Regions from separate parts of the Homo sapiens genome. Here region 1 is linked to region 2. A link is a loop called in an ENCODE intact Hi-C map of the cell type or tissue named here. Cell type or tissue: heart left ventricle. All regions are shown on one strand.

Region 1 (2,500 bases), 570 kb after region 2:
ACTGGGATATTGTTGACACTGTAGGAGCAACCCCTCCTTTGGTTCTCCTGATAGCCCTATAGATGAGGTACAGTTATTAACCTCACTGTGTAGGTGAGAAAACTGAGGCTTGGCCAGGCGCGATGTCTCACACCTGTGATCCTAGCATTTCGGGAGGACGAGGCAGGTGGATTGCCTGAGCTCAGGAGTTTGAAACCAGCCTGGGAAACACGGTGAAACCCTGTCTCTACTAAAATACAAGAAAATTAGCTGGGCATGGTGGCATGCACCTGTAATCCCAGTTACTTGGGAGGCTGAGGCAGGAGAATTGCTTGAACCCAGGAGGCGGAGGTTGCAGTGAGCCGAGATCGCACCATTGCACTCCAGCCTGCGTGACACAGCAAGACTCTGTCTCAAAAGAAGTTGCTGAAGTCACTGAACTAGTGAGTGACAGAGCTGGGATACAAATGCAGGAATTCAAGTCCAACTGGGATTCAAATCCAACTCTAAGTTCCATGCTCGTTTTCTTCTGTGTGCGTCCTGACTCATCCTGCTGGAAGATGTGCTGAGAATCACGGCAGCTCTAACCACCTCCCTGCCTGGAGTAATGGGTAGGAGCTGAGAGATGTAGGAACCCTGCTGCTTATCCCATCCCTTCCTGCTACAGATTACCAGAAATGAAGAGGAAGAAGAGGCAGCAAGAATGTTTCATGTGCTGTTGACAATACTTAGATTTCTGGACAATGGTTTATGAGACTGGAGTGATGGGAGGGCTTGGTTAACAATCAGTGGTCAATAAATATCACTGTGTTTTGTCCTTGTTTTTAATATAACTATACTTACTGAGCTCAGTCTCTTGGACCCAACACAAAGGGCATTCAATGAAATATACAGGAGGAAAATGAACAAATCTACCACCACAGGAAGGATAGCCTTCATTCTACAACTGTATTTTGAGCTTATTGACAAATGTCTAAGAGAAAATTGTGAAAGTAGCATGCACACCACCCCCCTTGATCTCGGAGACGTCTGAGAACGTCACAGAGGCCGATGAACTTGGAGACACGGGGAAGAATGGTAGAGATTGTAATCCTTTATCAGCACCGCGGACAGCATCCAGGCAGGGACCGGGGAGCTGTCCTGGGTGCTAGTGCTAACTGCTGGTAGAGGCAGACACTGATCAAGCTTGTCTGCTGTATGCCAGGCACCATTCCAATGCTGTGCATATATCATATCATTTAGTGTGCCCAATGAATTTGCAACATAGGCATCCTTTACCCCATTGATATGGTTTGGCTGTGTCCCCACTCAAATCTCATCTTGAATTGTAGCTCCCATAATTCCCATGTGTCATGGGAGGGACCCAATGGGAGGTAATTGAATCATGGTGGCAGGTCTTTCTCGTGCTGTTCTCATGATAGCGAATGAGTCTCACGAGATCTGACGGTTTTATAAAGGGGAGTTCCCCTATACAAGCTCTCTCTCTTTGCCTGCCACCACGTAAGACGTCGCTTTGCTCTCTCTTGCCTTCCGCCATAATTGTGAGGCCTCCGCACCCATGTGGAACTGTGAGTCCATTAAACCGCTTTCTTTTATAAATTACCCAGTATCTGGTATGTCTTTATTAGCAGCATGAAAGTGGACTAATCCACCCATTTTGCAGATTCAGAGACTGAAGATCGGTGATACAGAGCATCTTGTCCAAGTGCACGTGGCAGTAGAGCTGGAACTTGAATCTGGAATTATCTGGCTAGTGATCTAGCTCTTCTTCCATGCTGTCTCCACACATCTTCAAAGTCGTCCCACCTCACATTCTCAGCAGGGTGAGGAATCCACCCAGGATCACTCTAGGACAATAATCAAACACAAGTGATATTGAGCCAAGTCCAGTGATGGGCTGATTTGTAGGCCTCTGTCAGTACTGGGAGTGGGAAACTGGAAAATTGAGTGTCTTGTTCACTTCCAGCCACATGCCTGCCTTCAAAGCATGGCCAAGACTTTGGTTGGGGGAGATGGTGGCAGCCCTAGCTGAGAAAGAGGAGGAGGTGTCACACAGGCCACCTAAGATGGAGCCAGAGAGGTCTCCACCCATAGGCTCTGGTCACCCATCCTGGAGCCCTTTCGGAGCAGTACAGGTTATGGGGCATCAGTGGCCTCCATCCCCCTCCTCCAGGGGAGCAGCCCAATTGATGTCTAACAGCACCTGCTCCCTGGGCTCACTGCCGAGCCCACCCCCTGCTGTGGGCAAGATGGATCTGAAGAGTGGGGCTGAGGCCCCATTTAGAAGATCCTTGAATTGTAAACTAAAGAATTTATATTTTTTCCCACAGAAAATATGGAACTACCTAAAAAATCACTATCCATTTTTAGAACCTTTACTAAGAGCCAAGCATGGTGCTTGGCCATTTCCACCCATTTTCTCATTTAGTCTTTATTACAACCTTATTACTGCCTTGAGGTGGTTACATCATCCCATTCTGACATGTGAAGACCCAGATAGGGGAAAGGACTTAACCAAGGC
Region 2 (2,500 bases):
CTTAGATCCTGACTGACACACTGATTAAGCTGCTGGACCTAGAGGACCAAGTAGAGCAGCCTGCCGTCCTGAGCTGGGAAAGCCGAATGGCGGCTCAGCTCTGCGTCTCAGGACCACCTGTTGGCCCCAAACCTCTGTCTGGCCAGACAAGAAATGCTTTGGAAAAACAATGTGCTTTCCTGTTTTTGAGATTCCCAGTCATGGAACGGGTAAAAATGAACCCAGCTGGTATCCTAATTCCATGGTCTCAGAGCAAGAAAAATTAACCATCAGCCATTAGCTCTAGCAGTGCTTCGTAAACTGCTGTGAGGAGTACTAGATGCATGGAATGCTGATATGTATTTTGTGGAAAAGGTCTGAAAAATGCTGGGTTAAACAAAGTGATCCAGATTTCTCTACAGCTGGGCTTCAGTAGTGTACATTGTTAATGTATTTAAAAAGTTACAGTAGATGTAAAGTGTAACAATTCCAAATTCTATGGGATCAGAAAATATATCAATATCTTTGGGTCTAATAGTTCAAGGAACAGGGTTCTGGAAATGCTGGCTTATGACATTAGTGCTGAATCCTGTAGAGGCCAACACAGTCTCTTATGGCCTGGAAACTGACCACTCCTCTGCTTCGTCCTCAGCCACGCTCCTTCTGTCCCTGCTCCAGCCACAGGGGCACTCACAGTACCCGACCGTGCCACATGCTGTCAAGGCCGCTTGCCTCTGCATGTGCTACTTCCTGCCCCCTGCTCCTGGGGAGCTCCTATTCCTCCGGTAAGGCCTTATTCCAGACACATCCGTCCCTGGGAAGCTTCCCCGCAGCACCCAATCTGCAGTGATTAGCCCTGTGCTGAAATGTCTCCCAGCTTGCACATTCTACTATAGCAGTTCCCACCCCTTACTGCAACTCTCTGCTTCCTTTCCTTCTCTGCCTCTCACTGTCTTTAACAGTGACCAGGTCTTATTTGTCAGTGTGTGTGCAAGTCAGTGCCCTGGTCAGGTCTGCGGTGGGGACCACTATTGTAAGATTTCAAATGCTTGTTCCATGTTGTGCTAACAAGGCTTGACTATAATAGACTTCAAATTCACTATAAATCAAAATTCCATTGTTAATACAATCCCTAATAAATAAACCTTATATGAATGTGGCTTTTATCATGATTGTCAATAATTTGCTTTTGTAAAATCCTAACATCAACTGAAAAACAACCAACAAGAAATATGGATTAACACTGCTGTGAGAAAGCTAGCCACTAGGTGTCAGCCCAGGAAAAGAGGAGGAAGGGCTACACTTCCCAGCGTTTTAAGTTTTCATCCAATTATCACTACAAATATCAAATATTTAAACAACAAAATATTAGCCAATTAAAATTATCTATTAAAGGAATGTTTTAAAAAAGATATATAAAATTTTGACATTACCCCTTGCAAAATAGTTTATAAAGGTTGTTAGTTTAACCTGTATTTGTCAAGAAACACTTGTATAGATTAGAGAAATTGACTCCTAAGAGGGAACCAACTCAGTTTTCTTCTGAAATGCCCTCAAATCACATGTAATATGAACCACATGGTAATCACCATTGTGGAGTGCAGTCAGAGAAAAGAGCATGGTCACCAGAACCAGGCAGATGGAGGGGCCAATCCTGTCTCTGCCACTTCTTAAAAAGTGACAATCTTTCCTAGCCTCAGTTTCTCATCAGTAAAATGGGGCTGTGCATGCTCTCCACAGGGGGGCTGTAAAAAGGGGAATATATATAAAGAGCCTAGCATATAACAAATGCTGTTCTTTTCTTTTCCTTAAGACTTCAGGTCTTAATGATTTATTTAACGAAGCTGTTTTATAGCTTCCAAACAACTAAGGACATTATAAATAAGAACTATGTGCCAGGCGTGGTGGCTCACGCCTGTAATCCCAGCACTTTGGGAAGCCAAGGTGGGCGGATCACCAGGTCAGGAGATCAAGACCATCCTGGCTAACACGGTGAAACCCCGTCTCTACTAAAAACACAAAAAATTAGCCGGTCGTGGTGGCGGGCGCCTGTAGTCCTAGCTACTTGGGAGGCTGAGGCAGGAGAATGGCGTGAACCCGGGAGGTGGAGCTTGCAGTGAGCTGAGATCGCGCCACTGTACTCCAGCCTGGGCGACAGAGCAAGACTCCGTCTCAAAAAGAAAAAAAAAAAGAACTATGACAACTTCATTCATTCACATCCTACTGAGCACCTTCTATGTATCAGGTTCTGTGCCAAGGATACATGAGTAAACATGACATTCCACTGTCTTCTGGAGAAGGCTTCAATTTTCTTGTGGAAGGGTAGCCTAAGCCTGAATGTCATGTAGTCATATATTTCAGAGAATGCAACCGCACCCCACAGAAAATCAGTGAAGATATATATCCAAGAACTGAGGGTGGGGATGAAATCAACACAACTGTATCCTCTAATCATCACAGATATCATAATGTCCTATACAGAACAAATCCACCATCCCTCCATCAACTGTGTGCTGGGGGC

What was found. Peaks named below come from ENCODE experiments on the same cell type or tissue, not always from the same donor. Only the 100,000 strongest peaks of a DNase experiment are listed, where the experiment ranks them.
Region 1: a loop joins it to region 2, with 2.8 times the contacts of the local background. A loop is called at or near these places in 11 of 110 quality-filtered maps.

The regions. Positions count from the first base shown.
Region 1 is chr9:124,109,403-124,111,902 of GRCh38, forward strand. No RefSeq gene overlaps it. Among named protein-coding and RNA genes, the nearest start is that of LHX2, 99 kb to the left of the region's middle. In heart left ventricle, no CTCF peak of the experiment used is centred here; a DNase peak (open chromatin) is centred at 1,109.
Region 2 is chr9:123,542,945-123,545,444 of GRCh38, forward strand. All of the region lies in intron 13 of DENND1A (DENN domain containing 1A), which reads right to left. Among named protein-coding and RNA genes, the nearest start is that of MIR7150, 59 kb to the left of the region's middle. In heart left ventricle, a CTCF peak has its summit at 1,241 (motif pointing right); no DNase peak of the experiment used is centred here.